Linked DNA regions of Homo sapiens: region 1 is linked to region 2. A link is a loop called in an ENCODE intact Hi-C map of the cell type or tissue named here. Cell type or tissue: lower leg skin. All regions are shown on one strand. Each heading gives the region's core, and the rest is flanking DNA. Links, peaks and the distances in the headings are about the cores only. Region 1 has its middle 99 kb from the start of POU1F1. Region 2 has its middle 160 kb from the start of POU1F1.

What was found. A loop is a pair of places that touch in the nucleus more often than their neighbours do. Peaks named below come from ENCODE experiments on the same cell type or tissue, not always from the same donor. Only the 100,000 strongest peaks of a DNase experiment are listed, where the experiment ranks them.
Region 1: it touches region 2 in a loop (10-fold over the local background); 2 of 110 quality-filtered maps call a loop at or near these places.

What each region holds. Positions count from the first base shown.
Region 1 is chr3:87,367,359-87,384,443 of GRCh38, reverse strand. No RefSeq gene overlaps it. Among named protein-coding and RNA genes, the nearest start is that of POU1F1, 99 kb to the right of the region's middle. RefSeq lists a silencer at 10,478-10,678. In lower leg skin, for the core only: no CTCF peak of the experiment used is centred there; a DNase peak (open chromatin) is centred at 9,163.
Region 2 is chr3:87,427,758-87,444,842 of GRCh38, reverse strand. No RefSeq gene overlaps it. Among named protein-coding and RNA genes, the nearest start is that of POU1F1, 160 kb to the right of the region's middle. In lower leg skin, for the core only: no CTCF peak of the experiment used is centred there; no DNase peak of the experiment used is centred there.

The DNA.
Region 1 (17,085 bases), core at 4,523-12,522, 62 kb after region 2:
CGTAGAATGTACAACACCAAGGGTGAATCCTAATGTAAACTATGGACTCTGAGTGATAATAATATGTCAGTGCAGGGATAACTGATTGTCAGAAATGTACTACCTGGGTGCAGGATGTTAATGGGGGAGGCTATGCATGTATTGAGCTAGGGAATATATAGGGAATCTCTGTATCTTCCACTCAATTTTGCTGCTAAACTAAAGCTGCTCTAAAAATAGTCTATTAAAAATAATTCATTCAGTTAACCATATCAACACTCTAAAAACAATCATATGATTATTTCAGTAGATACAGAAAAGGCATTTGACAAAAATACACATCTATCCATGACAAAAACTCCCAGCAAACTAGAAATAACAGGTAAAGTGCATCTAAAAGAAACAAATATATAGCTAACAGAATATTTCCATCCATACTCCCTTGGCAAGATCAGCTCGATTCTATGTAAAATATTGCCAATATAACTACTCTGAACTTTTAAAATTAATTCTGGAAGCTGAGCTGCCTCACTGGGCTTTTTGTGCTATTTTTCCAGATACAAATCATTGATTCATTGTGGCTCAGTTTACCAAAGTTGCATGGGTTTTGAGTGATATATATATTCCATTCTTATTTTTTCCATTAGTCCTGTTTATTTTTAGTGTTCAATTTTGAGGTTTTTTGCCAATACTACTACCATGTTACATTAGATACACCTCTAGTTACATAGATCTTCACTGTGCAATATGATAGCACTAGGCATATGTAGCTTTTGAGCTTTTGAAATGTGACTAGTACAAAATGCATTTTCCTGGAAGGATAAAATTACGTTATATTTCAAAGACGCAATATGAAAAAATGTAAAATGTCTCATTAATAATTTCTTATTGATTACATGTTGAAATGGTGATATTTTGAATATAATGGGTAAATAAAACTATTGTTAAATTTAATTTTATGTGTTTCTCTTTTCTTAATGTGGCTACCAGAAAATAGAAAATTTAAGTGTATATATCTACTGGACAGCTCGGATATCAATTGTCACTTTGTTCTCAGGAGCAATAATTCCTTTTCTGCATTTCTGCAATGTAAATGTTCTAGAAAGAACTTTAAAAAAATTTGACGCAAAGTCATTTGTTGGTAAAATATGACCTGAAGTGATGTTAAGCTATTTATAGAGCTGATGATGAATTTGCTTGGTATGAAAATAAAAATGTCAAGGTTGTCTGTAAAACTCCAAATGCTGCATCACTTCAGCCCCTTGACCAGGGCATCATTTCATTTGTCAAGGCCGCATACTCACCTGGTATTTGATCACATTCTATCAGCATTAATTCAGACCTTAATCTGGACATAATGTGGTGCTGGAAATCATTCACTATTGCTAATGCAATAACTTTCATCAAACTGCCAGGGATGAAATAAAACCTAAAGGCTTGCCGGATTAACTTATGGAATGAGATCATACATGATTTTAAAGTCTTGGTTGGGGGGATGTTGGAGGGACAGACAATGGGAAAAGTTAGAAAAATTATTCATGCAGCAAGACAAGTTGGTGAAGAAAAATGTTCTGATATGTTTGATGACGATGTGAAAGAACATATTAAAGTCCATTGAGAAGTGTTAACAAATGAGAAATTGGAAGAACTTGTTGAGCCATCTACAAGAGGAAGAAGAAACTGAAGCTGAATCAGAAATGTAGACATTACCTAAATTTGCCAAAGGTTTTCAAACTGCACAGACCTTAAAGGACAAAATTGTGAAATATGATCCTCAGAGGGAATGCAGCATTCAAATTAATGGTGTGATCACCTGAGAAGTAAAGTCTCTGAAGCAACACTTTGAGTAGTTAAAAAGAGACAACTTCTATTACAAGGTTCTAACAAAACATTTCACCAAAAAGACCTTCAACTCTCAAGGATCCCTAACCATTGACAACATTTACTCCTGACATCCAACCATTGATATCATTATGGCTGGATAATCCAGGATCACCTAAAGCAGAGGGTCCTTCTCTCTGACATATCATAAGGAGGTCAGTGGTAGTCTAATGCTATGTCACAATGTCTACATCATTCACTTCACTTCTACTCATCAGTTAGGCATTTTGTTAATGCACATCACATAATTCAAAGAGGAAGAAAGGTGAATATAGTGCAATATGATATTTTCAGAGAGAGAAATAGAGTGAGAGACCACATTCACACAATTTTTTTACAGTACATTGTTATTATTGTTTTATTTTATTTTGTTATTGTTATTCATCTCTTACTGCTAATTTGTAAACTAAACATTATTAAATGTATGTATGTATAGGAAAAACCATACTATATGTAAGATTTGGTACCGTCCATGGTTTTAGACATCGACTGGGGGTCTCAAGGCAAATCCACCCTAGAAAAGGATGGACTATGGTATATTGTTTCACTTTTTCATTGTCTCATCAGTCCCCTAGTATTTCTCCACTTTTTCGTTCTTATTTTTGTTCTGCTGAATAGAAATTTCTGTCTTCAAGTTCACTGATTCCTTCTGCCTAACTGAATCTGCTACCAAAGCTTTTTATTGATTTTTTTTTTCATTTCGTTCATTGTATTCTTATGGGACAGAATTTCTCTTTGTTATTTTTTTAACGCTTTGTATCTCTTTGTTGAATTTCAAATTTTGTTCATTGTTTTTCTTATATCCTTTATTTGATTTGATCTCTCATAGCTCACTCAGCTTCTTCAAGATGATTATTTTGAATTCTTTGTGAGGCAATTCATAGATTTTCATCCTTTAGGTTCAGGCACTGGAGCTTTATTTTGTTCCTTTGGTGATGTTATGTGTCTTTGATCCTTCATGTTCTTTCTTCACATTTGAACAAGCAGTCCCCTCCTCTAGTCTTTACTGACTGTCTTTGGGAGAAAAATTTCTTCGCTAATCAGCCCAGTTTAAAGATTCTAAGAGTCTCTCCAAGGCCTTATTTATGGATGTGACTTCCTCGTGGCTCCTTTTCTCTCTTGAGAGAAATGCTTTAGGAATTTTGTGCCTTCTCTCAATCCTGCAAAGTCAGGCCTGGTGCTCATAGCCTCTTGTTTATTTTCCCTAGGGCGGTCCCCTAAAGTGTTCAAGACTGTGTACCTTCTCCCAATCATTCAGAGTCAAGCTAGTTGCTGTCTTTGTGCTGTCTGCAAGGGCCCATGTACTAGTCTATCCACAGAGCCTCACCTGTGCTGTCTCAGGAGTGTGTTCAGAATGCTGTATGTGTATCTACCAGTTGGTGGGGCGTGCAGGTCAGACATCCAGTGAAGTTTGTGGGCGAGCTTCTTGGTGGGGTTCCCAATTCAGTTAGTAGGATCTGCAGCCAGTTTTTTAAATCCGCACGGTGGTTGCTGTAACCTACTGACCCTTTTTTCTTCTCTAGCTCCCTAAAAGCTATTCGGCCATGAAGATCCCTTCAGTAATCTGGGTCTCTTGGGCAACATATGTGAGGCTGGGGAAACTAGGTGCTCACTGCAGTCTCACTTTACCCTATGGAAGAAATCACAGCCTGAGGGGTTCTGTCTTGGCACTTAGCTGTGTCACCTCTGGGGAGGAATGATGCAGGTAAAGTGAAACTGTTTTTTTTAATCATCTTTGATACATCTATTATTAGATTTTCTGCTTGATTGGGGTGCTAGAATTGTCTTACCAAAATCCCCAGTTTCCACAGAGATATTTTCATGAGCGGTTGTTTATCAAAATTGATGTTTCAGTAAAGGTATGAGGGCTGTAATCTCCTATTTCACCATCTTGCTGATGTCCAACTACTGAGATAAATTTTACAATATTTTTATCACCTTAAAAAGAAATCTCATACTCTTTTGCTATCACTCCTTCCTCCCCATTCCCTCAAAGCCATAAGCACTCACAAATCTACTTTCTGTCTCTATGTAATTCTCTATTCTTGACTTTTGTAAGTATGGAATCATATGGTATGTGGTGTTTTTTGACTGGCTTCTTTCATTTCATAATGCTTTCAGGAGATATGGCCTTTTAAAGCCTTCTTTCAATGTCATCTGGAGCATTAACAATGGTATCTATCCAAGCAGCTTCTAATTGTTTCAACTGCCCTCAATCTGTAGAACATTGTTTGAGGCCAACAGTTAACAGGTCAGTTTCACCATATCACCTAGATTTTTTCCCACAAAATTAGCATCATTCTCACAATTATCTTCCTGCTTCACTATATTAAAACCTATTTCAGCAATATTCCCATCTCATAATTTTCCCTTGAAGAAATGCCTAACAGCCAAATCATCATTAATGTTCATCATTTCTTCAATGTTAGCTTTTTCTGGTGTTATTGTACTTTCACTGATGCACATTTGGTGAACAAATAAGGTTTACTGTTATTGCCTTGTTAGTGTCAGGAAATCCATTAAAGTCTTCAACTTTATGCTTTGAGGCCTCTGCAATAGTCTGTTTTCTGCCCTTTAGATCTTGACAGATGCTTTCTTTTTTCTTTAACTGTTGCTGACAGGGGCATCTTTAGCTTTCTCAAACCTTTCATGGTATAGTTAATTATAAAACAAGCTTGTCCTACCCGCGGCCTGTGGGCCACATGCAGCCCATGATGGCTTTCAGCCCAACACAAATTCATACTTTCTTAAAAATTATGAGACTTTGTTGCAATTTTCTTTTTTTAGCTCATTAGCTATCATTAGTGTTAGTGTATTTTATGTATGGCTCAAAACAATTCTTTTTCTTCCAACATGGCCCAGGGAAGCCAAAAGATTGGACACCCTGTTATAAAACCATAAAATAAGAAGCAAACAGTAAACCATTAGTTAGTTGCAGCATCAACTGTCACTAAGAGAAAGCTGAGAAACAACATGTGCCTCACGTCGGGTCAGGTTCTGCCACTAAAATAGCTTTGGCTTCAAGCTTATCAAAAAATGTAGTTTTTAGAGATTTTTAGATAATTATAGATAAAGATATAGTAGATCTGAATATTATGTATACTAAGTTGTCTTTCTAAAAGTATAAGTAATTATGTATTCCAAAATGCATCTATCCCTATAAGATTCAAATAATGAACTGGTTTGGTGTTATGTTCTATAAATGTCAGGTTAAACTGTTGATAGATTTTATAATCTTTCATATCCATACTAACATATCTTTAATGACTGTTTTTATCAATTGCTAGAAAAGTGTATTATAATCTTCAACTATGTTTGCATATTTATCTATTCTTAGGTGGATGTATTTAGAATTTTTATGTCTTCTTGATTAATTGGAGTTGTTATCATTATGAAATGACCCTCCTTATTTCAGGTAAATCTCCTTGTTTGAAGTCTATTGTGTCTAATAAGGACATAGCTTACATAAGCTTTATTATGTTTTATGTTTGCCCAGTATATCTTGTGGTGATATATCATCCACCTGTTTGTATCTTAATGTATAAAGAGCCTCCTGTAAATAGCAATCAACCCTATCTCTGCCTTTTGATTACACTTGTTTGCCTATTTATCTTTTTGCTACTTGTTTTTCTCTTTTCAAATAACTTAATATTTTAGTATTATATTCTATCTCCCACATTATTATTTTCAATATTACTTTATTGTGTTTAAGTAAATTTCTTTAGGGGTTTCAATATAAATCTTTAATATAACACATTCTACTTCAAATTAACATGATACTACTTCACATATAATGTAATAAATTTACAAAAATATAATTCCATTTAAGCCTCTTCCTATCATTTGTGCTGTTGTTATTATTTATTTTTCTTTTACATGTGTTATAAACCCCATACACATTGCTATAAATTTTCTTTAACCAGTGAATTGCCTTTTAAGGAATTTAAGAAAAGAAGGAAAAATGATCCTTTATATTTACCCATTTATTTACAATTTCTAGATTTTTTTTCTTTTTTTTTTTTTTTTTCAGAGTCTCCCTCTTGTAGCCCAGGCTGGGAGTGCAGTGGCGCTATCTTGGCTCACCACAATCTCTGCCTCCCGGGTTCAAATGATTCTCCTGCCTCAGTCTCCTCAGTAACTGGGATTACAGGTACCCGCCACCACACCCAGCTAATTTTTGTACCATTAATAGAGAAGGGGTTTTGCCATGTTGGCCAGGCTGCTCTCAAACTCCTGACCTCAGGTGATCCGCCTGCCTCAGACTCCCAAAGTGCTGGGAAGAGCCACTGTGTCCGGCCTAGGGTTCTGAGTTCCTGGAAGTCTGAGTTTTCACCTGGTGTAACTTCCTTTCAGCCTATATGACTTCCTCTGCTGGTAACAAAATCTCCCAACCTTGTTTATATAAAATAATGTTTATTTTACTTCTATTTTTCCAAGATATTTTAATGTCGTATAGAATTCTAGGTTGACAGATGTTTTCTTTTTTATTAGGCACTGGAAGGTGTCACTTGTTTTTCAATATCTACTTTTATGATGCAACGTCAGTTGCCATTATATTATTGTTCTCTTTTATGCAATATGTTTTTACTCTAGCTGTTTTTATGATTTTTTTTAACTTCTGGATTTCAACAATTTGGCTGATGGGCCTAGGTAGTTTTCTTCATATGTACCCTATCTATGGTTGGCTAAGCTCCTTCCATTTATGGATTGGTATCTGTAATCAAAATTGGAAAATTTTTACCTAATATCTTTCAGATATTTTTCTGTCTCATTCTCTCTTCTCTTCTTCTGAGCCTCCAATTACATGTATGTTAAATTGCTTGTCATGTTTCCTCAGGTCATTGAGGCTCTTTATACTTTTTTCAAAACTTTTTCCTCTCAGTGCTTCAATGTGGTGAAATCAATCGACAAGTCTTAAAGATCACTGATCCCTTTTTCTATTGTGTCCAATATGCTATAAAAATTACCCAATAAAATTTTCATTTTAAATATTTTATTTTTTAGTCCTATGATTTCCATTTAGTTATTTTTCACAGTTTTGAAAGATCTTGAAATGACCCATCTCATCAACTACTGTATCTATTTTGTCTTTTAGAATCTTTAAAAATATTTATCATTATTTTTAGTGACTACACATTACTTTGGATAACTACCAGATCTTTGACCGCAGGGAGGGTAACTGATTGGTGGTCCTGCCTGTTAAACTCTAAAACCCATCACCTCGTTCACATTGAGTTCACAGGTTCTATGGGCTGTTCCTCCTCATGAAAATAAGAGGAGAAGACCGACCAAACTTGGCTTATATATGAGCTAGCTTGATGCATGGTTGCAAAGCTAAAATCAACAGCAGCTGTACCATAGCCACATACAAGAGTATACACGAGTATACATGAAAGACACTGGTGAGAGGAAATTTTCCCAATGGGCACAGGTGTAAGTATGCACTATTCATCCTATTTGGTTGAATGAGAAGTGACCTGATGTGAGAATTTGTTTATCGTTCCTGGTTAAGACCTAGAAAAGAACTAAAAAATCGGAGGGTTATTTAGATGAACAATGTCATTCGAATAATCATGAAAAGTGAAGATTTTTGTATAACATATTAATGCTCAACAGGAAGCATCTACCACTAAAGAAGTACTGATCATATAGATCAGTTCACTTAAACTAGCCTTTATCATTGGCCATCAAAACTGACATGATAGCAACATGATTGGAGTCCCATGGTGGCAGATACAGAGGTTATCATCAGCCCAACACCACTGACTCCTGCTTACCAAGGTCTATCTAGTTACATCTGTTATTGTCGACCATGTCAGCAACAAAGACCAATACTGCACATCACATATTGCACAATTCCTCAAGGACATCAACTGGCCACCTAATAACTCAACTACATCAAGTCCCTTCTTTACTGAAGAACCAGAAGTTTATCCTCAGAAGGGCGGCTGCCAATTTCAGGTATGAGGTGTTCTTTCCTGCCCATGAAGCTTTATCCAGTCTATGCAGGGACTTATAGATATTCACACAGCATGACCAGGGGACTCATTTCACAGTAAAAGAAGTATGGGAATGGATATATGACCACTGGATTTGCTGATCATAACACATACCATGTACAGAATTGGTGGGTTCTTGGTCTCACTGACTTCAAGAATCAAGCCACGGACCCTCACGGTGAGTGTTACAGTTCTTAAAGGTGGTGTGTCCAGAATTTGTTCCTTCTGATGTTTGGACGTGTTCGGAGTTTCTTTCTTCTGGTGGGTTCGCAGTTTCGCTGGTTTCAGGAGTGAAGCTGCAGACCTTCGTGGTGAGTGTTACAGCTCTTAAGGCCGCACGTCTGCAGTTGTTCGTTCCTCCTCTCTGGAGTTGTTCATTCCTCCCGGTGGGTTCATGGTCTCACCCGCCTCAAGAGTGAAGCTGCAGACCTTCACTGTGAGTGTTACAGCTCATAAAAGCAGTGTGAACCTACAGAGTGAGCACCAGCAAGATTTATTGCAATGAGCAAAAGAACAAAGCCCCCACGGTCAGGAAGGGGACCTGGGTTGCCACTGCTAGCTTGGGCAGCCTGCTTTTATTCCCTTATCTGGCCCCACCCATATCCTGCTGATTGGTCCATTTTACAGAGAGCTGATTGGCCCATTTTACAGATACCTGATTGGTCGGTTTTGACGGGGTGCTGATTGGTGCATTTACAATCCTTTAGCTAGACAGAAAAATTCTCCAAGTCCCCACTAGATTAGCTAGACACAGAGTGTTGATTGGTGCATATACAATCCTCCAGCTAGACATAAACGTTCTCCAAGTCCCCACTAGACTCAGGAACCCAGCTGGATTAGCCTAGTGGATGCCAGGCCAGGGCCACCGGGTGGAGCTGCCCGCCAGTTCCACGCGGAGTGCCTGCACTTTTCAGCCCTTGGGCGGTGGATGGGACCCAGCGCTGCGGAGCAGAGGGTTGCACTCTGTCGGGGAGGCTCACGCCGGGCAGGAGCCCACGGTTGTGGGGAGGCTCGGGCATGGCGGGCTGCAGGTCCTGAGCCCTGCCAGGCAGGGAGGCAGCTGAGGCCCCGGCGCCCAGGGGCACTGCTGGGGGAACTGGCGCACCCTCTGCAGTTGCTGACCCGGGTGCTAAGCCCGTCACTGCCCGGGGCCTGAGGCTCCGGCCGGCCACTCCCAGTGCGCCGCATGCCTAGCCCACACCCACCCGGAGCTTGCGCTGGCCCGCGAGCGCCGCATGCAGCCCCAGGTCCCGCAAGTGCCTCTCCCTCCACACCTCCCGGCAAGCAGAGGGAGCCGGCTTTGGCCTCCGCCCACCCAGAGAGGGGCTCCCACAGTGCAGAGGCGGGCTGAAGGGCTCCTCAAGTGTGGCCAGAGCGGGCGCGGAGGCTGAGGAGGCACGAGAGTGAGCGAGGGCTGCCAGCAGGCTGTCACTTCTCAATACGGCACCATTTAGATCTATCTAGCATGTTGGAATGGCTTTCTAAAGGCACAGCTGAAGCACCAGCTCAATGGCAGTAATATGAAAGGATGGGTGTCACCCTTCGGAATGTATTAAATCAGAGACCTTTGCATGATACAGTGTCCCTAAGATAATAACACATGACTTCAAGGACCAACAGATGAATGCAAGAGTAATTCTTTTGACCACCGCTTTCAATGTTTCATTGGGTAATTCGTACTTCCTATCCTGACCATTATGGGCTCTGCAAAATTAGCTGGGTCTCCAAAGTAAGGGTACTCTTGCCAAGAAATACAGGAATGATCCTATTGAACTACAAGTCAGGCTAATCTTCCTCTTCTAAACTTATCTTCAAAAAAGTGATACGTTGGAATCATGGCTGAACTGCTTCCCAAATCCATGTAGAGAGTAACTCTCTGTCGTGAAAGAGTGGACAGTGACAGCCATGAGATCATATTGCCCAGCTCTCCAAGTGTGGAGAGCACAATATACCCCCACACGCTGCTCCCAGCCTAGGAATTAGCACGATAGTAATGCTGAGGGAGACTTCTTTTGGAATATGCGGGACTCCTTTGATGGGCAAATTTGGCCTGAACACTGCATAAGCCTTCTTTAGGACTACAGTTCAGTATAATATGCTACCACCTAAGCTTTCTTCTCTCTCTGCTTCACTCAAGGTCAGGCCTGCATCACAGTCCAATGGCACCTGCCCCCCCACCCCCAGCTTTTCACAACTCTGTTCCATTAATTTATTACAATAATTAACCTTAATAAATTCCTTGCACATATTAATGTATCTTGGCAAGTGCTCTTGCAGGACCTGGATTAACATATTATTTTACAGTTTTGTATACTAATTCCCGTATCTGGGTAACTTGTGAATTTCTTAAATTGATTTTTACACTAATGCTACATCGTAATTTCTGTTTATTTGTGTATCTAGTAAATGCTTCATATTATGATGGACATTGTTAATAAGTTGTAAATATTTTGGGTTCTGGTATTTTCTTCTAGGGAATGTTGAATTTTGTTAAGCAGGCTGTTAAATGACTGGTGGTTTGCCTTGAACTTTTAAAGGTATGGTTTTATTTTCTGTTAGGACAAGTCATTTTTAGATTTGCCCTTTGTCTTGTGATAAATTCCTTAGTACTGAGAAACCATGTTGAAATATGTCCTTTCTTCGGTGTGAGTGGAAAACGAAGTGTTTCCTGGGTCTTTTAAATTTGGCAAGACTTGAGCTCAAAACTGTCACCTCTGTACCGGAAAGTAGCTAAATTCTCTGCTTATCTCCGGCAACCTTACAACCGTTGCTTTTTACTGGGCAAGTTAGGGGTTTTTTCTGTACAAGCACAGTTTAGGGTTAGCAAACGATTTGAGTAGACTTTATGTGTAGATTTTGGAGCTTCTCTTACATGGTTCTCTTTTTTTCTTTCCCAGGATTGGGCCTTTCAAAAAAAAATTTATTTTTTCTTTGAGACAGGGTCTCACTCTGGTTGTCCAGGCTGGAGTGCAATGGTGAGATCTCGGCTCACTACACCCTCAACCTCCTGGGCTCAGGCAATTCTCCCACCTAAGCTTCCTGAGTAGCTGGGACTGCAGGTGGGCACTACAACGCCTGGCTAATATATATATATATATTTTTTTTCCTGTAAAGACGGGGTTCTGCCCATGTTAGCCAGGCTGGTCTCTAGCTCCTGGACTCAAGCGATCCTTAGGACTCAGCCTCCCAAAGTGCTGGGATTACAAGCGTGAGTTACCGCGTCTGGCCTCAATTTTTAGTCGTTTAGAAAGCCCTGAACTTTATACTCTGTGTATTCAGGTTAATAATATGTAATTTTCTGCTTGAATTTTATCTTCCGGTGCTGGTGAAAGTACTTGGGTGAAAATCTCTCTCATTATGTCTCCCTTTTTTCAAAGCATAGATCCTCCTTATTTATTTTCTTAACCTGGTTTTGTTTGCTTTCCAGTTTTCAAACAGCTGTTTTTTTATGTTATTAATATTTCCAGAATTGAGTGTGTTATTTATGGTAGAGTTAGTTCAATAACAACAGTTCTGCAAATACTATTATAAAACCCAGAACTCACAATCAGCTTTTAAACATCTCCATCCTAGGGCAATGCTTCTTTTTAAAAAGTTTTTCAAAAATTGTATTACTATCTTATAAAACAGTATTCTTTGGCACATACTAGGTGCTCAATAAATATTTATAAATTAATCAATATGACTGGTTATTTAAGGCTTATGAAACAATTCTATTTAAAAATCTCAAACATGAAAGAGAGATTAAAGCAAAACCAAAAAAGAGCCAGTAGAAACAGTGCAGGTTACTAAAAATGAAGCAAAAAATTATATCTATGAAATAAAATCTATAAAAATGGAGCCAGCATGAAATGAGAAAATAGTAAGAAAGAACTGGAAATTTAAAATAGTATAGGTAAAATTGTTTCATCATTATTATAGGAGAATAAATCAAAGAGAATCTAAAATTGGAATAGAAGAAAGATTTATAAATTAGAAAACAAAGATAATAAATTTAAATGATAAATTCAGGATGCCTAACAGCTTACTAATTAACATGATGAAGAACAATGAAAGTTATAGAGAGGACAGAGAAAATAATAAATTAACAAATATAAAAGTAAAAGAATTTTGCCTAAAGTTAAATGCCACAAGACATTTGGTGAGCTATCTGATGCCTAGAACAATAAATGGTGGGGGAAAATGACATAAGTAAAGGCAAATCATGGGAAAATTTAGAATACAAGCATTAAAGAAAAATTCTAAAATATTCTAGAGATAAAAATAGGTCATGTACGTAAAATCAATAGTCTAAATAGCAATAGATAACTTATCAGCAAATTTAAAGTTTACGGTATAACAATAGAGAAATTATTTCAAAATTCTGAGTGAAGTTATATTTAACCTAGAATTCTATAATCCAAAATCAATCAAGTAGCAACTTAGAGTAAAGCAAACTGCAGATATGCAAATACAAATTTTTGTTTTGTATGTGTCCTTTGTTGGAAATCTATTCGACAGTGTGACTCATAAAATGAAGATATAAAATTTGAGATTTAGAAAGGACGGAATCTATCTCACAGGCAAAGTGAGTAACTGTATGACAGCAGTTGAGTAACCCTAAAAAGTAACCAGTCCATATTAAAACCAAAGAAAAGACCCTGAAAATAATGACATCAAGAAAAGAAGTGAAATTGAAAAGATAGAATACATGAAAAATAGGCAGGTGGCAGAATTTTTGAGAACAAACATGTTAATAATGGGTACATTTTAAAAGTTCAGTAAAAAATGAGATGATAAACTCTAGGGGAAAAATAATAAAGTTGCCCAAAAAGGAGGCATAAACATAATGCATTGCTTCATTTAAAGGTAGGAAAAGGGAGGAGAGCTTAGTTCTGAGTTACCAAGATTAGAAATAAGAAGAGATTGCCTGAAGTACTTTTGCCAAGAAATACCAATATAAAGATTATTTAGGAAAATGTCTGTAAATAAAAGTAAAATTAGCCATTTGAATAAAAAGATGGAATGCCAGAAAATAGTATTATGGATGAAGGAGAAAAGTGAAAGAGATTTGCTACTTTCACATTATATAATCTTTAGTAATATTTGATTTTTCAAAAGTATTACTTTGTTAAAAAATAAAATAACAAAACAAAATAATATATTAAATGAATAAATTGAAGTAAAATAAATATCAGAAAATTTTTAAAGGGTTGGAGAAAAGAAATAAATACCAAAATATTGAAGACGGAAAGAACATTTTGAAAGGCAAAGAAGAGATGAGCCTGGTCGGGAATGTGGATTTTTACCATGAAATAGTGAAACAGTATTGGATAAGCTATAGGTACTTTCCTTCCCAGGATAAACTTTATCGTGGGATAAAGGATAAATTGTAGCTTGTGGGAAGTTACTAATCATTTCTAATCAGAGAAACAGTTCGGTGAATTTAATGGGACATCACTGTTAAATAAGAATGTACTGTAGGCAATTAGGTGGAAGGTCATGAATGTAAAGATGAGATTTGGGTTTGGAAAGGAAGACACAAATCTCAAAATCTGAGAGTATAACCATCAGACTTAGGATTTGCATGACTTGTTTACTATTGAAGATTAAAGAACACGAGAGCCAAGGATGATTCACAGATTTCAGTCTGAAATAAAAATACACACACATAGGCATCTATCATAACTTCATACCAAAAAAGCAGCTGGTTTGGGGGACAGCAGGTTTAGGTTTAGCAGGTTTGCATTTTCAGAGTTTGGCATAAGATAACAGAACCATTCCAAGTAGCATTTGTTTGAGCAGCTACATGTGTACTTACATAAAGCAATGAAGTGGCTTTTAATACAACAACTGCACTGAAAATTAGATTTAAAATAGTGAAAATGTAGCGAATAAATTCAGTTTTCTCTGCCTCTAACTTTCCCCGTCTTTATGTTACTAGTATAAAGTCTTTTTTATTCTCCCATTAAAAATATGGAGACAAGTTCTACACAAATATTAAAGTACCCACTTGAAAGAAAAGAGCATCCTAAAACATCATTTTCTCGAAAAAAGAAATAGTCTACTTTTACACCTGTCAAAAATGATCTAAATTTAGTCATGAAGTGAATTTGTAAACATAAGATACTCCTCAATGGAAGATCTAATGCTCCCTAACTATCATGGGCCCATCAAGCACTGCAGTTGTACATAAACCTGGAAGTATCAGAACACAGAAAAGATCTATTTCCTTTATTTTTTTTCAAAGTGAGATAAGTGTATCTAATTGTTTCTGAGGAGATCAGGAGCACAGTGAAATCTGATATGCCTTTTTTTATTCAGACGAATGAATCTACTTAGATTCCAAGAGGGTGCTCTAAAATGTAATGGTGAAGCATGTAGCTAGGCAACACTGGCTGTTTGTCCTCTCAGAGTGAAGGCACTTCTGGAAAGTGAATGATCCATGACAGCAAATGAAAGTATAAAAAACACATCAAGCAAGTGGAAAACACATTTTTTAAAAAATAACTGCCTGAGAGAATGCTGAGGATGGAAGTAACATGTAACATTGAAATCAGACTTGCTGAAGGGCCAGAATAAAATTGCCCTGCATCCCTAGGTTCCTTGAATATATACAATTCTCAAAGGAAAACAAAAACAACAGCTATGTAAGGGAACTCAGTAGTGTTAGGAGTCGATGTACCAACAAACAAATAAAAGGGAATTTTGAAAGAAAAGGAAAAGGCAATAAACAAAATATAAAAAAGGATTTTCCATTGGCAGCTAAAGCATTTCACAGAGCATCCACGATTTTCATTAAATGACTGTTGTCTGCTAGATCCTACATCATTTTTAAGTGCACTATTACTGCTAAGATTGTATTTTTTTTCTTCTGTTCAAAATGACATTTCTGGTCTTGTTACCATCTGTGAGTGTATACGGCTCAAACAAAGAAGTCTTATGTTAAAGAATTAAACTTGTAGCACTCATTATTTCCTAGACTTCAATACTAACAAGGAATGCAATAAAACATTGTTCTGACATTTATAAAATTACAAATGGCAAAATGTAAAAGAAGTGGTAAGAGTAGTAAAACAGTAGACATAATTTCCTAGAAAGAAGCATATATATATATATATTTTTATGTTGAGTTTATTGTCTAAAACAAAGTTCTTTGTTTAACTGATAATAACTAAGGTGATGGATAATGCTATGGGAATAAAATTCAAATTATAAAGTGTGATTTAAATACAAGGTAATGATATCTACCAGCCTGTAAGTAACTTGGTTTGGAAAAGTAGCCTATGTTTTTCTGAACTATATAATAAATATTTAATCAATTTTAAGTGCTAAAATATATAGAGAGGGCTATTGAGCCTATTTTGAAGGGGTTTTCTGCAAATCGTCACACAGAAGAGGGACCAGCTCCTAGTATGTATATCAAAAAGAACCAAGTGTGTCACTTGAAATGCCCAGTTCTTTTTTGTTGAACTACGCTAAAAGCAAACTGTCAGTTGAAATGCTGTTGTTCAGAATGCTAACATCTAAATCTGTCAAATCATGTAATATGCAGGACAGAAAGGAGAAAGTCTGAATTTAACATAGTCAGTGTCAGAAGCATGGAAGATCAGAATCAGGAGGGCCAAAGGAAAACATTCAGGATAAAGCACTGATTCTGAATACCATTGAAAGTTTTGGCGATACAAGACCAAGGCTTGGATGTGCAAAAAGAAGCTACCAAAGGCATTAAAACAAGAGTGCTTTGTAGGTTGATTTACAAAGGAACTCACACTTGTTTTGCTGCTTTGGGGACTGTGGAATGGAAGGGAGAGCGTGTAGAAATGGGAAGAAAAGAGGCTGTTGCAGTAATCCAGATGAAATGGATAATGGTCCTTCCATTCCACTGGGTATTCATTCTCATCTTCTTTTCCTAGTGCCTCCTCTTTACTCTGCCTTGCCTCTTAATTTTAGAGGATCTTATGGTCAGAACCCTTCTCTTTTTTATCTCTACACACTGTTTTGGTGAGCTTGTCAAGTTCTCAGGCTTTAACGATAAAATATTTTCTAGTAATTCCCAAAGGTATACCTCCAACTCGACCTTTCATCCAAAGTACAGGCTCATATATATCCAAATGCCTACCTGATATTTTTGCCTGGAAATGTAACAAATGCCTCAAACTCAAAATGTTTAAATAAACTCCTGGACTCTTTTTCACATGATTTCAACTTACATCTCAATAGATGGTAACTCCAAATGTTCAGCTGCTCAGGTGAAACTGTGGAACCATTTTGATTCTTCTCTTTTTTTCCTCAACCCATATTGAATTTATCAGAAAATACCGTTGGTTCTACTTTAAAATATATCCAAAATACAAACATTTTTCACAACACTCACTGTTAACACTTTATTCTGAGACACAATCATCTTCACCTAGATTACTGCAATACTTTCTTAACATGTCTCTCTGCTGTAGCCTTCTATAGCCTATTTTCAACTTAGCAACTAGAGTGGTACTTTTAAATATATATTATAGCATGTCACTATTCTGCTTAAAGCCTTCTAATAGCTGTCTAATTTAATGCAAGTCAAAGCAGAAGCTTTTTCAGTTGTTCGCAAGATCCTCCTGTGTAATCTGATCTTCCACTGAGCTGTGTACATATTGAGATCAAATGCCACAAAGTTCCAACCCCTGGTGAATGTAGGTCAGGTCAACTTTAATGTTGGTTAGTTTTAGTTATCTGATGCTACATAATAAATTATGCCAAAACTTAGCAGATTTAAACAACAATTTATTATCTTACAGTTTCTGTGGGTTAGAGATCTGGAGGCTGATTAGCTGGAACATTCTGGCTGAAAGTCTTTCCTGAGGTTGCTGTTAAACTGTCAAGTATGGCTACAGTCTCATCTGAAGAGCCAACTAAGGAAGGATCCACTTCCAAGTTCATACATATCTTGGTTGGGAGGCCTTAATTCTTTGCTGGACTTGATCCAAGTCTTCAGTTCTTCACCACATGGGTCATTTCATAGGCTTCCATAAGTGTCCCTGTGAGATGACATCTGGCTTCCAAAGAGCAAGTGATCAAAGAGAGATGGAACATGCAAGAGAACCCAAGACAAAAGCTTCAATCATTTTATAACTTTATCTTGGAAGTGACATAATATCACTTCTGTTGTATTCTATAGACTAGATGCAAATCACTAAATCCAGCTCACATTAAAGGGGAAAGGAAGTAAGCTCCATTTCTGAAAGGGAAGAGTACCAAT
Region 2 (17,085 bases), core at 2,889-10,888:
GCAAGACTCTCTCTCAAAAAAAAAAAAAAAAAAAAAAAGAAAAAGAAAAAGAAAAAAAGTCATTATTTAATGATAAAGGGGTCAATTCTATAGGAGGATGTAGCGACTGCAAATATTTAAACACCCAACACTGTAAAACACAAATATATAATACAAATCTTACTGGGGCTAAAAAGAGAGATAGACCCAAATAGCTGGAGACTTCAACATCCCACCTTCAGCACTGAACAGATCACCCAGACAGAAGTCAACTAAGAAACATTGGATTTAATCAGTACTGTAGACCAAATGGACATGATAGATGTTTAGAAAATAATTTCATCTAATGGCTGCAAAATACACACTCTACTCCTCAGCACATGAATCATTCTCAAGGATAGATATTAATAAAACATAGTAAAATAATTAAGAAGGATGAGTTGTATTTATTATTTTTGTTTTACTATAGTTTGTTAGTTGTAAATTCATAGAATTTAATTTTAACTTAATTATTTATATTTTTATTTATTTTTTTGAGACAGAGTCTCACTCTGTCTCCTAGGCTGAAGTGCAGTGGCATGAGATCTCGACTCACTGCAACCTCCGACTCCTGGGTTGAAGCCATTCTCATGCCTCAGCCTTCGAGTAGCTAGGTCTACAGGTGCGCGCCACCATGCCTGGCTAATTTTTGAATTTTTAGTAGAGATGGGGTTTCTTGCCATGTTGACCAGGCTGGTCTCAAACTCCTGGCCTCAAGTGATCCACCTACCCTGACTTCCCAAAATACTGGGATTACAGGCGTCAGCCACCGCACCCAGCCAGAATTTAATTTTTAACATGCCTCCATTTAACAAGCAGTTTGCAAGATTTTCTGAAAATTTAATCACCAGCTTTCCCAAATCAGTGCAAGCCAGCTCTGAGAAAACACTTGCTCTGAATCACTAGAGAAAAAGGATATATAAAGAAATGTGAATGAGAAAAAACATTAATATATTTCAAAAAAAAGTAGTCCCTATTACACAAACACTGAACTTAATAAGAGAAGTTGTTAAAAAAAAAAAAAAAAAAAAAAACCAAACTCACTCCTTGGAGTTAAAATGTACTCTGCTCTAGTGTAGAAGAAGCTTAACAGAAATGAGAAAGAACCTCATGTCTTCTGGAAGCAACGGTATGCAAAAACACCATTGAGGTCCATTGGTTCATGATTTCGACTTAGGTCTTGTGATTTATTAGATGATTTAAAAGCTCTGAGTCTCAGGTTCCTATTTGTAAAATGAATATAAATAATTTGTTAACAGTGGCTGTAAAGATATAACAAACTTAATCATGAAAAATGAAGAGTGTTATTATTGTGAAGTTAATGAAAACCCTTATTTTTCACTTGGGCTTAACTGTTACAGGAAACACGGAAAGCAACACAGTGAAACGCATTATACAGAAGGTATAGTAAATGAAACAGGAATATCCCCAAATTACTAGGAAGCAGTCTCTTGGTAATTCCACTCCACGAAACCACATAAGGACTTTAGTCTCTTCAAGTACATTTTTCTAACTTCAGCAAAGCAGAGTACAATCTGTATAATTCTCACATTGCTCAAAGGTCCCTCTCCAAGGATGTTGTAACAATTAATCGACATCCAATTTGATTATCCCTTAAAGTGTTCTCAATAATATATATTAATATATCAGGCAATGAATTAACTGAATACTAAACAATATGATGTTTGGCCCATTTAATATAATTATGCACTTCAAAAAATTATTTAACCTAGTAAAACATTTATCAATTATGATTCAAATAAAAATTTTTATTAGCTTAATATTTCTGAATATGAAATATTAAAAATTACCTGAGGGCAGATTCTATAAATGGTAATTAAAATTTAAGATCAGTAGACTCTTAGTTGTCCTTCATGTCTATTCTTTCATTTTCCCCTCTTACTAGAAACTCTGGCTTGTACCTGAACATATGAACATCCAGTTTAAGAACACTGCTCAGTCTCCCTTTGGCTCCAGATGACTCCATATGACTAATTTCTACCCAATGAATTTGAAGTTTTATGTGGGAGATTTAGGAATTTTCCTTAAAAGGAAGTTACACCATGACAATTTTTTTCTTATCTTATTCTGCTGCAAGAAATTCAGAAACCATCTTGGGTTGTGAGAACAAACGCCACACCTTAGAAAGATGAACCCTGAGCTGGGAGGAGACTGGCTTTTTGAGGGAGTGGAGCTGACATATCAGCCCTATACTGCTTATCTTAGAATAATACTTATTCAAACATAAATAAGCTTCTGTTTTTGAGGCACGCCATGATTTAAGTTGTTACTTGCAGTCATTCTTTATCTTAAATAATACAGCGTGTTTCTGATATCAGCTTATATTTTTATCTTATCTTTTATGTATCTTATTTTTATCTTGAACATTTCATTTGATTAAAAATTTTGTGAACTTAGCTACCAAATAATTTCACTTATTATACTTCAAAAATTACTATATTAAAATGGAACCACATGTTTATGGATCATACTACTCATGTTTACTTATACCAATCCAATTAGACATCTAAATATTTTAAGGGAAACATGAATTTTTACATTCTAAAGATACCTACATTTATATCTGCATGTATAGCACATATAATGATTTTAATGATACCCTGTTCTACTAGGGAATAGTTACCAATGCTTAGTTTTATAATTTTTTTTTGTAAACATACATTTCCCAAGTATGGCATGATTGTAGTAAAGATATTTATTATACTATATTCCCATGAAGTGGAAAGATTAAACGTAAGTAATTAACTTAAGGCTAATATTTTCAAAATTGTACTTGTGTAATGCATACAAATATTTTTGTTAAATATTTAATATGAGTCATTAAACAGATAATCACATCAAGTCAAAAGAAAGTAAATCAGACTCCTTATTTAGAGTATTAGCTAATCAATGCTTGAGTGAAAACAAGCAAGAGAGCATCTGCAAACAAGATATTTTGGAACGATTTAGTCTCTGGGCTGTGCAGGTACCATTTGTAAGTGGGGATAATAAAAATCTGAGCAGTGAACAACAAAGTAATGCTAGTGGTTTGGTAAATGGGGCTTGAAGAAGTGAAAACTCTTGAGTTATTTTTTTTTTCCTTTGACATTTTGTAACTACTACTGAGTGGGTGTATGGAAAAGCATCTTTCCAGTCTATATTTTCTGGCTACCTCTTGTGAAATTAAGAAAATCTCTGTTAGGACAAAGTGGTAGCTCCATCTGTTAGCCTCCTTCATAAAATAAAACCTGCAGACACAGGATCATGATGTCTAAACAGTGCTAATATTATTTGAATATGATATCCAGAAAAAAAACTTGTATGGGACATTTCAAAATATTATTTTTGGATTTTCATCCACATTATCTATAAATATTTCTTACTACTCTGAAGAAGAACATTTCTCTAAGAAAATATTTCTCTTTCTCTTCTTGGTTAAGTTTGCCTATAATATATTGTTGCATGCTTTGGATCAGTTTGAACCTAGTGGAAGATGTAAATTATCATACTGACAGAAAAAATATCAATTACCTCAGTGTACCTATTTATCATCATGCAAATAACATTTTACTGTCTTGAAAAATTTGTTGTCTAATCTTGATTCATATACTATTTGCTATAGTAAATATTTGGATACATAGTTCACTGTAGCTGATTTGTAAAAGAAGTAATATATTAACTTACTGTTGGTATTGAGTGCTCTGATGAGCTAATTACCACTGAAAATAGTGATTCCAAACAAGATGCCTACCAAGAAAACAGGAATCTTTAATTACTATTTTCAAAGAAAGGAAGTGCTATCAACAGTTACTTCGGTGAAAATAGGCAGAGACCTAGAAGTAAGGCTAAGAAGAGTGAGAAATCCCTGAAAGGAATAAAAATCTGCTTTTCTTGTTCCTGTATCCCAGCATTTTAAAAAGTGAAAATTGGCAATGGCTAATGGCCATGAAAGAAAGGACCCAGAAAAAGGAAATCGTAGAAACTGTGGTTGGCATGAAGGCAGGGTTTTCAAAGATCATTCGATTTTAAGAGGAGGGTAAAAGTTTGTAACTGGAATGGCTTTATTATCACAGTACTTTTTGTGTGGTTAAAAACTTTGTAAAATTAGACTGTGGACTTGTAACTAGCCCCAGTCCCTTCCTACAGCTAGATGGGAGCAGTAAGTTCTATTGTTTTGTAGCACTCTAGGGTGAATCTGGCTAACGATAATTTAGTGTGTGTTTTCAAAAAGCTAAAAGCTAAAAGAGGATATTGAATATTCACAGCAGGAAGAAATGATAATTGTTTGAGGTGATAAAGATGATTAATTATGTTGATTTGATCATTAAATATTATAGACATATATTGAAATATCACTCTTTATCCCATAAATATGTACAATTATGATGTGTCAACTAAAAAGGAAAAAGGTTAACAAGACGTTAAATTTTAATTCCTTCACTCATGTATCCTACCCTTCCCTACTCAGCCTGATCTTCCTTATAGAGCCTATAGAGAAAGGCCTTTCTCATCTGGTGGACCTATTTTTACCTCTTGGCTAACTGAAGTTGATTGAATCGAATGGAAGATAAATGTATGGCTTCTATAAAGTTCTGGTGCATTTTTTTCTTTCCATTAAACATAAATATAAATTTTTTAATGAAGCTTCCCAGAGAAAAGAGTAAGGGGGTGAAAGATTTATTTGCGAGAAGTTGATGAGGTGAAGCAGGCGTAGGTGAGCTGGCAAGGAGAGGACAGTCTACTTCAACTGGCACTTACTGAATTCTTAGAATGGAAATGACATCGTCCACAGCACCAGTACTTCAAGGATGTCTGCCTTTAAAGAGCCAGCAACTCACCGAAAAGAGAGATGTATAAAGCAAATGTTAAATGCAGCAAGGTAAGCATTACATAAGCTGAAGAAATGAATAAACAAACAAAGCTGGCCTGCCCAGGATTCCCCTGAAAGTCTAGAAAGCCTCCCCTCAAAGAGAGTTACGCCTGGGCTGAAACTTAACAGAAGAGTAATAATCAATGAAAAGAAGACTTGGGAAAGAATTAGGAAATATATATTCCAGGCAGAGGTAAAAAAATAATCAGAGTATATGTATTGAGAGCAGGAATTCTAGAGTTGGCAAGTTGAGTGACGAAGTATTGCAGTAATCTAGGTAAGATAATATTGAGAACCAGAGCTAGGGTCTCGTTAATTTGGATAAAGAAGACCCACTAGATATGAGAAATTTTGTGTAAATAAAATTATAAGGTCTTATAAATTGATTGATTTAAACAATAAGAAACAGTCATCTAGGATGACTATTTTGTGTAACAGTGTAGACAGTAGTGCCAATATATGAGATAATATTCAAGTGTATAAATCTGGAGGGTAAGATGAAGTGAACTTGTGGAACTGGAAGTATCTGGAGAACTTCCAGAAAGGTATGTCCATTAAGCGCTTTCATTTGAAGATATGAAATCCAGATGCTAGATTAAAATTAGATGCATAGATATGAATGTTACTAGCATATAGTCTTTGTTAAAAATATGACAGTAAAATCATCACCCAGAAGAGAAAGGAAGATTTAAAAAGAACAAAGACTCAGTAAGCAGAAATGAGAATCATGGAAATCAGTACTATGTAATGGGGAGAGGAAGAAAAAGGTTGACAAAGCAAACCAAGAATAAAGATCAAATAGAGTGGAAGAAAAATCAGAAAAATATTGTATCACAGAAGAGAAGGGTGTAGTTTTCCAGAGTAAGAAAAGATCAATACTGTGAAATGCAATGAGATCATTGTAGAATGAGGACTGAAAAGTGTCCAATGAATACAGAGATATGAAGATTAATGGTGCAGGTTACCAGAGGAGTTTCAGTGAAACGATAGGAGAGAGTTGGTAATGAATTGCAAAAAAAAAAGACACTGAATATTGTCACCATTTTCAAGATGATTGGCTGAGACAGAGAGGAAAACAAGGACAAATATTCTGTTAAACATAGGATACATTCTGCTAGAAGGCTTTACTACAGCCCCTGAACTCACTGGTAAAAGTCATTCTCATTTTCATTTTATGAGCAAAATATTCTCATGTTAGTGAACTACGTATTTTCATGTTAGTGAACTTAATGTTAATGAACATTAAGTTTTTGGATGAATTTTATTATTTGTTGATACTACTATCTTCCCAGTATTAATGTATCAGTTTTTATGCCTTTATAATAGAATCAGCTCAGTTGTACTAATTTAATTGATACACTACTTAACTTGGAAATAGTAACTTAAAACATGCTTTTATTTAAGCACATTAACTGACCAAGAATAGCATAATTTCAGTAAAAATGTTTATTGTATTGTATATGCACAAAGTGCAAGGATGAAGAATATAGCAATTAAGTCACGGTATTTTCTGATTTGTCCTTATAAAATATGCAAATCATATTGTAAAAGCACATCATAGATGACATAGAAAGAAAGAAAAACATCATTAATTACATGAATCTCAAAGCAACCAATAATATAATTTTATTTGTAATAATATGTAATCAATTTTGGAATGGAAGCAAACAAGAGATAAACTGTCCAGAAAAGACATTTTGCAAATTATATAGAATGTCCAATCTTGTCCAGGTAACATTTATAAAAGCAGATAAAAATTTTGCAAAAGGAAAGTATTTTACTAACCATTTTGAGGGTTTTTCTGCATCTACTTATCTTCCCCATCTATGCACAGAAAGAACAGCACATTAAAACTCCCTAGCAGATGAACAAGGCCCTATGACTAATTCTGTCTGGTCTATGAGGTGGTTACAGATTTGATGTCTGTCAATTTTTAGCTGAGACTGTGAAGAATTCATGATGAATTTTCCAGTCTCTGTCTGCATGCCTGCTATGGTAATGGTGGAGGAAACAATATATTGAGACGGTGAGTTCAAAAAGTGAAAGCAACATGAACTGAGTTGCTTCATAGGGCCTGTTGTTCTGAAGTCATGCCAAACTATAGCAGACTTTGTGTGAGCAAAAAACAAACACCTGAGGTGCCAAGCCACTGAGTTTTGGAGATTGTTATTGCAGTGCAACCTACCCTCTCCTGACCATAAAACATTCAGAACATCTTTTTGTATATAAAGCAAATCCTGTCACCTAACTACTTTTTTCTTTTGGTTAGTATCTATAAAGTACAGTTGGGGAAAAAAGGCATAAGGGGAGGAGAGGGAAAGTAGGTGGGATGGAACCTACAGGAGATGTTAGTAAAATCGTCAAGACAATAATTTAATGGACTATAATTATTCATTAGGTTTTTTAATAATCATACTAAACTTACAGTTATTTTCCCTCCTTGCCCTCTCCAGCTCAGTGAGGAAATAACTTGCCATAGTTGTTAGAGAAAATTTCTTACCCAGGTCTAATGAGGTTGCTGCTTTGACAGTTCAGCTCTTTCATTGTTCACATTCCTTTGTTCATTTGTGTGTTGGTAAAAAAAAAAAAATCAGTACAAATCACTGCATTCCTTTCTACTTGCAAATCTCTGCTATGTGATTTTTGTTGCAAATGAAGATATTTATCATGACTACATTCTCCCTCTTCCTACATCTTGTTCTGAATGCTGTATCTGAGTATTTCACCAAGTATTCCCATTGTATCACTTCAGTTGCTTTTAATTGCAGAATGAGTCAAGGAAAATTACTGTTTATGGACATCAAATGATTCTGCAATTCTGACTTAGAAACTAGCCACCTTTCCCCAGAGGTTCACGATAATCTCAGACTGTAAGATTTGTTTGCACAGGTGGTTCTGAGATTCACTGTGCATGTGGGTATGTATGCACACACACGTGCATGTTTATGTATGTGTGTACACACATGTATATATATATGCATACACACGTGCGTATGTATGCACAGGCGTGTGTATGCATGTATGTACACACGTGTTTTTTGGACAGATGGCGTGTATCTTACCCATAAGTATGACAGTAAGTGGAAAAATGAGATTTTTTCCCAAGGATTTACAAGATCCAATAACCAGGATTCTATGACATTAAAGAGTGAACTTTTATGTTGTAAAGGAACTAACAAAGAGTAAAAAAATGAAATGAGAAGCATTAAAAAAAAAAAGCAGTCTGACACTCCTGTCATAATATGGCTGTTTTCCATTTAGAGAGTTTTGAATGGTGAGGTAAATACCAATACTAACTGTTTAGGTAAATAGTATATTCTCCTATACAATGTATCCCCTTAAAGAAAGCATTAAGCTAACATGATTCCTTAAGGTAACTACTTCTGCCTATTTATTATTATTATTTCTAACTAAAGGGCCATTCTAATTCTAAAAAATATGCTTGGGCACATTGGCATCATCTCTGTGTTAACTCAGGTATCATAACAGTCCTGACTGTTTTTGGCACCACGCTGCTGGCTCTCACCATGGTAGTTCAGCCCAGCAATCTGTTCACTCTTTCAGTAATGCTGCTTTTCAAGTCTATTACTCCAGACCCTATTAGTGGATACTCAGGATGTTTTCTACATCCTGAAGCCCATAAGCATGCTTAGTCTTTGAGATACTGTTGATCATGACCCCATTTACATGTAGGTGACATTGCCTAACGAACTGGGTCCCACTTGCTGCTCCTTGTTTTGTATTTTGCTCTTCATCCATTAGCCAGTATTATGGCGAGCATTCCTTCACTAACAGGGAGAGCTGTAGATGTGCCAAGCCCCATCATCCTCTCTTTTCTTTGCTTTATGAAGCATGCTGGGACCAGATGGTATTCTAAACAGAGCTTTTAAAAAGAGCTTTCAACACGTTGTGTGTCAAGAGGTAGTTTCCCCTCTTTTGGTGAATAGGTGATTTCTCGTGGGGTTTGAGCCCCTTGCTCTTGATCATTTCTTCTTCTTTTTAAAACAGACTCCTCACTCATTTTCATGAAGGAAAGAAAATGGAAAGTGTATCTGCTCCAAACCTTGAAGTATAATTATTAAAAAATAGTTATGTTCAACAGGATTTTATATAACATTATCTCTTTTTAGTTTTGTAACAACTCTTGAGATATGGTAGAAAAATTATCTTCATTAAAAACCTGAGAACCGGAGATTAAATTTCTTGACTGGTCTCACAAAGAAAGTTAATGACAGAACTAATATAACAGTCCCAATGTTCGTTATTGTATTTCTTACTGTTTCCAAAATACTTACTAATGACTGTGATGTAAAGTCTCAAATAATCACTACTTGTTGAGAACAGAGCAAAGAAGAAGAATATGTAAATCCATTTTTTTCTGTTTATTTGAATTTCATTTTTCCAAACCAAGACCAAGATGCATGTAACAATATATATTTATGATTTATTGATAATGAGGGAATAATGAATATTCTGGGCATAAGTTCCCAACACTTGACCATGATTAGGAGAAAACAAATACATAGAAAAATAGTTCTGCCACAACTATACATAGCTTGCACTATGTATTCAAATGAAAAGTAAAAGTTTAATTTACCCAGCCAGCCATTTTTTTATTTGATGGGTCGTCTTTTCAAAGCAAGTGTAAAATTAACTAAATTATTCATTAAATCATTTGATCAATGTCTAGTTAGTGTACTTGGTAGATAATGATTTTTCATGTACTTGGTAGCTATTGATATTTCCTTCCCGACTTCTTCATGCTGTCAGATTAATTTTTGATTTCTATAAAAAGCATCTACATTTTTACTCATGGCTACAGATATTAAATGGGTTTATTCCAATGCCTATAACACCAATAAATTTTGTCTCTGTTTTTACTGGGTTTGATTTAAAGATAAAAAAGAAAATCTGTAATTAAAACCTTAAGTATGGTACAAAAATAAACTGCATTTTTGCCATTTCAAACTTTGCTAACTGAAATACAATAAAAAAACATAAAAACCTAATCATTATACAACAGATATTTTAAAATGCATTGAAATGTTCACATAAAGAAGATTAAGAATGAGTGAAAATTTCTAGAAAAAATTTAGGAATATTTTAGATTCCTTTGAGTGAGTTTATTTTGTCATCATATATTATTGAATATAACATGCTGCTTTCCAATTGCATCTGTCTTAAAATGTCCCAATTTATGAAAAGTTTCTTTAAGTTTAATGGGAAAAAATCTTAAATTAGGTTTCTATTTTTTTTTATTTTAAATAGAGGGTTTATTTTGAGGGATATAAATTAGGCCAGATCTAGAAATAATTAGGTGGAATGCTAGTTTGCCATCATGATTTTTCCACCACTAAAGTTTATTTTTTTCTTCTTCCTTTTATTAGCCCTTTTAACTCTGCAAATATCAAAACACCATATTATTCAGATACTCCTTAGGTGGCACACTACGAAGGACAAGAGAGCCTAACCAAGCAGTGACTATTCGCCAGTCCTATAATATTTCCCCCCAAATAAAATTAATTTTACTTTTTTTGTTACTTATTTTTGCTTGTTTGTTTGTTTTCTTGAGACAGGGTCTCACTTTGTTGCCCAGGCTGGAGTGCAGTGGTGCAATTACAGCTCACCGCAGCCTGCGACTCCCAGGATCAAGCAATCCTCCTACCTCAGCCTCCCTAGCAGCTGGGACCACAGATTATTATTTCTTTTTTTTAAGGAAAAAGCTACATTCTAAAGCCATGGATAAATCACATTTTCATGTGTTAAAACCCAAAGTATGCATTTTCATGGGGCAAAGACTTAACTACAATTCATTAACTTCCCTAATAGCACAGTTGCAGCAAGACCATAAAGTATTTGGCACTTTCTCTTCCCCCTCAAATTACAGTTTTCTAAATCTGCTTTCTTACCACATAACTCCCTGTAACACCCTTAAATAAGGGGAATCCTATTATGTCTTGGGAGAAGGAAAAGATAACTGTAATTACTTCTACTATGTATTGATATATAAAATATTTACTCCTCTTATATGTAAAGTTTCAGTGCCACAAAAGAAATAGCACTCAAATATAAAATTTTCTTTTAATTCTCAGCAAGGCAAGGTACTTCTACAGAAGGGTGGGCCCTTACAGATGGAGCAATAGTGAGCACACGCTTGGACAAGGGAGGGGAAGGGGTTCTTATCCCTGAAGCAGGTGGCCCCTGCTGCTGTGTCATTCCCCTATTGGCTAGGGTTAGACTGCACAGGCTAAACTAATTCCAATTGGCTAATTTAAAGTGAGTGACGGGGTGAGAGGTTTGGTGGGAAAAATGGTTATGACAGAGCAGGAAATCAGAATGAGTCAGGATGGAGTAGGTAATCGGAATGAGTCAGGGTGGAGCAGGTAATTGGAATGAGTCAGGGTGGAGCAGGTAATTGCAAAAGGTTGCTTTAAGAGGAAGTTAAGTTTAAAAGTAGAAGGCAAAGAATTGAACACACTGACATATTGATTCTTTGAAAAGAAATTTAGAATTCATGTCTAACACTCCTCTAAGGCAAGTGCATAAACATATGACTTTAGTTCAATAGATTTATACCCTTAATCAACAAATGTATGTTTTGGACTTTCAGCATTGTAGCATCCTATATGCTGTGGAGCCTATAGTCAAGTACATTTAGTGAGAAAAAACAAATCCCCACATTTTATTTAACTTATATTTCCTATAATAGAAGAACAGTTTTCAGGTATTGGCTAAATGTACCCCTGGTTAACAGGTGATCTTTGATGTGGTGAAACAGGAACCCAGGCAATTGGAATATCTGGTTCCTCAATTTCCAGGGCATCGTCTGTGTATAGCCAGTCAGATGGGAATTTGGAACATGGAAAAATCCCACTACCGGAGTATAGGTCCTACCCTGGAAATGATGGACATCATTTCTGCTCATATTCATTTGGCAAAAATAGCTGCATGCAAGGGGAGCTGGGAATGAGAAAACAACTTCCAATGATGGCTCACCGTAGAAAATAGCAAATAACACATATCAATACAGTGGTAAGGACTGGACAAGATGATCTGAAAATGAAGAAAGTCATGATACGTCTTGGAAATAATCATTGCATAATTTAATCAAAAGATATTAGTGAAGTGATCTTGAAACACATGTGAAGTGTATGCATCTTCTAAAATTGTCAATATCTTCTTCACCTTTAACGCTTTTTTTTTTTTTTTTTTTTGAGATGAAGTCTCACTCTGTCACCCAGGCTGGAGTGCAGTGGTGCGATCTCGGCTCACTGCAACCTCTGCCTCCTGGGTTCAAGCAATTCTCCTGCCTCGGCCTCCCAAGTAGCTGGGACTACAGGCGTGTCCCAACATGCCCTGCTAATTTTTGTATTTTTATTAGAGACAGGGTTTCACTATGTTGGCCAGGATGGTCTTGATCTCTTGACCTCATGATCCGGCCGCCTCAGCCTCCCAAAGTGCTGGGATCACAGGCGTGAGCCACTGTGCCCCGCCTGACTCTTGATCAGGGCATGTACTTGTGAATATTTTAGGGTTGCAAGCCACAGAAAGTATCTAAATTAGCTTCAAAACAAGGATTTATTTTGAGAATTTAGGAGTGTGTCCACAAAAGTTAAGAGCAGAAGCACAGGAGCACTGGGATCAAGGACTGATAAACTCTGAGGCTTTAATGGTCCCTTGTCTCTAACGCTTTTGGTATACTTTCTCTTTCTGAAGACCAACCCTTTCAAACTCTCAGAACACAGGCAAGATGCATATTCTGTAGTTTTCAGATGTGTACTTCCTACATTCTGGAAAACTAGATGAGTTAGGCTCTCTTCATCTCAATTGAAAATTCTAGAAGAAAACACCTAATTGGCTCATCTTGGATCAGTTTTCTCCCTCTAGACTAATTCACTGTAGGAAGACACACTGCACAAATCTAAGCTTAGTTGTTTCTGTCTGAAATTTATCTTAGTGATCTTTGCAACATTTGGTACAGCTCAAGTAAGCTACTAAAAAGCTCACACCTATCAGCTGTAAGAACTAGTTCAATGAGTCTGGATAAGAGGATGCATAGATGAGAGTGAGAATAGATGAAAATGAGATAGATGGGATTGGAGTGATTATAAAGAGACAGAATATCACACTAATTGCAAAGGCATGATAGCATAATCAGAATGATGATTTGGAAATATAATTTTTAGAGTATTGCAGAACTTGAATTGAAATGAGAAAGTATTATGAAATTTCAGTGGGCATTGTTGAGGTAGTGTTGAAGAGAACTATGGCTATTTCAAATGCAAGAATCGGAATACGACTAATCAATGCATTACAACTAGTTTACTCTTGGTTTTTCTTTCATGCATATTTTTAATTAATTGAAGAAAATATTTTAGGTGTATTTAGAGATTTATTTAGCCACATTTTATTAATTACAATACTGAAAATAAAGTCATGGTGAATATTATTTACAATATTTCCTGGTTATGTTAGTGGATAAAATATTTTCTGCAACACATTTCCACAACACTCAAAGTTACCTTGGTAAATGCATACTATTAATCTATGTTTTCATTATTTAACTATTTTACATTTCTTGGACATTCAACACACATTTTATACTTCTAAATTTAAAAGTTTAGGAACTATGGGCATATAAAAATAAATACCTCAAAATATACAAAATTCATATACATTTCTGATATTTTGAAGTAGAATGTTTTATCTGCCTTTTTCCTCAATAGAAAGAATACAATCACATCAGTGATAACATTTTCAAATATTAAACTTATATGATTTTTAATTCCTCTCTACCCTATATTTTATTTCAGCCCTACTATTAAGGCTAAACCATGACATTTTTTACCTCAGGAAGGAAGAGGGAAAATGATGCCTTAAGAAAGTTATTGATCAGCTCTAAGAAAGCTCACTTTCTTAAAACCATGGTATATATTTTTCCAAATTTTGAAAAGTCCTACTGTATGCTACACATTCTGTTAGGCATATACTATTTTAGCTCTTAGTTTGCGTGATCTCTTAGTCTCAAAGCTCACTTTCTTAAAACCATGATATGTATTTCTCCAAATTTTAAAAAGTCCTACTATATGCTATATATTCTATGTTACGCATATACCAATTCTAATAACAGGAAGCTGAAGAGCACTCTTGCCTTTGGTTTAGAAGAGAGAGCCTATGGAAAGAAATATAGACCAAAGGAAAAGGCAAGTGGCCAGACAGGTTAAGGGTATGTGCGGGGCAGGGGAGAGTAACATTAGTCTCCTCACCACCCAGATTAAATGCAGGAATGAGAGAGAAAAAGAAATAGAAACTCAAGAAAAATAAAATAAGCAAGAATGCTTTCGTTCTGTTTTCTCTTTTGAACTCTGAGAGGATACAGATTTATGGAAGTGGTTGAGGACATACAGCTTTGGGGAAAACTTCAGCTAGATAGAAATGAATGTGATGTGTGTTAGGTACAGAGCGGACCAGGCCAAGTTCTATGGAGATCACTTAAGACTGTGCGGAGGTCAGTCAGAACTTCCACCATGTTCCCTACAGGAGGAATGAGAAGAAGCCAAGAGAAAAACATCTGTGGGCCTGCTTTATGTTAGCATGGTGATGACTGTAGTACTGTAGTGAGCAAAGGCATGAGAGAGAACACCACAAACTTGGGGACAGATGAAGAACACAGCTGAGATTTAGAAGTCCTGAGGCAGTGATGTGCTTGTGAATGGTTACCAACTGGCTAGCCAGAAAAAAAAAAAAAAAAAAAAAAAAAAAGCCTTGATTTGCAATACTTGCCAAGTTCTGTGGTGGAATACTCCCATTGTGAAGGACTTCAGGTCATAGGAGGCCTAGCATGGATTTAGGAAGAGATATAAACAGTTGGCTCTCACCAGCCAGCACAAGCTTCCTTCAGCACACCACGTTTGAAACGTGTTGTGGGGTCCCACCCATCCTGCACCTTCCACCCAACATGTACATTTAGGAGACCAAAAACAAACCAGGAGAGGCACTGAGCTGCATGTTTTCTGGAGCTTTGTTAGTAGGATGAGACCCTGGGCCAAAGAATGAAAAATATATTCAAGAGAAGATGGAGCACTGAACAGGGTTAGGGGCCTTCAATTACTTGACCATGGAGCTTCCCAACCCCAGTGATGCCTAAATTGATTACAAATGCAACAACACATTGAAGCCCTGAGTCCATGGGGCAGCAAGCAGGACTGTGTTGGCCAGAGACCCAGGCCATGATCTTCAGCTTGTAAGCACTCTGGGGACATGCTGTATCAACCCCGTCTGTTTGTTACCATGTGAGTAAGTTTGGGAGCGTCTCTTCTACGATACTAGTTCCCTCTCTACCCCAACTCTGTAAGGTCTTCTCTGATTGTTAGGCACTGGTGTGGGTCAGGGGGTAATGCCTACTGAGTTCTCTGTGGTCAGAGGGTCATGGATACCTGATGAAGCCCACCCAAGTCTTCTGGGGCCAATGGCTGTGATGTTCTGTGTTACTCTGCTCCTGGAGACACTGAGCCAGGCAGAATAGGGAACCTTAGACCAGGCCCAGATCCCTATGGATTGTTGTGGAAAATGGTGGTGGTTTTTACATATAGAAGGATATAGAATGTTTAATTTTTAGAATTCTACTTTTTAAACTCAACTGTTAGGAACAGAAAACTGATTACTGGAATTTTTGCCCTTCTGACAAAAATAAATGCTTAGATGCATAAAAAATTATTTGGAGGCCTTGAATCAATGTCCCAATATTACTGGAAGCCAAACTTGAGAACACATTATCAGACATAAAAAATAAACAAAACAACAACAACAACAACAAAACTGGAAGCAATAGATAAAGTCCTGGAAAGTTCTTTACCTCAACTTAAAATATAGACTTTTAGAAAAAGAACTGAGGTAAGAAAAATCTAAAGTATTAGAACAAGTTGTGTTGATGGTAGATGTAACAAAGAGCGTACATTCATCAAAAGATGCATCTAAACACTTCCAATTTCAAAAAAAGCTGCAACTAAAGCAAACTACATCGAACTACATCATAAGAATAAAGAACAACTTCATACAGCACTAAAATACACTTATGATGAAAATTCTCATCCTCAGAGAAAGATAACACTGCTTTCACAAGAAGCAGAAGGATGGAAAATAACAATGAGTGAACTTAAAGTTGTACAGAACAAGTTCTAAAAGACAAAGCCAGATTAAGTCTCTGAGTGAACACATGCTGTTTTCGAAGAAGACATAATGATTTGGAACATGGAATCCAATACAACAAATGCATCAGAATGTAGACACCTGTTAGAAGATGTTTTGAAGAAACTGATTAGACTGAGTAAAATAGTTACCGAATATTAACATTTCCTCAAAGATCCTGATCCCAGAACCTGTGACTACCTTACCTTACACAGAAAAGGGGACTTTACAGATGTGATTAAGTTAAGGATCTTCAGATAGAGAGATTATCTTGGATCATTTTGGATGAGCCTAAAGTAATCACAAGGGCTTTTATAAGAGCAAGGCAGGAAGGTCAGAATCAGAAGAAAATGTGATCACAGAAGCAGAAGTTAGTGATGTGGTCACAAGCTAAGAAATGTAGGCAGCCTCTAAAAGCTGAGAAAAAAACACACACAAAAAAACAAGAAATGAATTCTCCCCTAGGGCCTCCAGCGGGAATGTAGCCCTGCTATGTTTATTTTAGCCTAATGAAACTGATTTCAGACTTCTTATATTTAAAATGTCAAGATAATAAATTTGAGTTGTTTTAACCTACTAAACTAAGAAACCGTGGTAATTCCTTATACCAGCAACAGGAAACAAATATACTTGCTTAAAAACTCTTAAAGTTAAACCAAATATACACCAAATCAGCTGAAAGATAACATAAGTGGTGCACTCTGAGGTCATAGTAAAGTTTCCAAAGTAAGAAAACTTTTCTACACTCAGAAAAAAAAAATTAGAAAATGAGAAGAAAAGTACCAGGAAAAATGCCCAGTCTGAACCACATTAAGAAAAGAAAATAAATTTTCACCAAATATTTAATTTAGAGGAAATTTTCCAGAAAAACAGAAAATCTCCAAAGCAGTTTATTAGCCACACATCTGAAGAGTTGAATACTTATAAAATATAAGTCAATACTTTTCTAAAAAATTGAAAATAATCACTGGCAATTATCAATGTCGGCTTGTTTCCTATGAAAGAAAAGC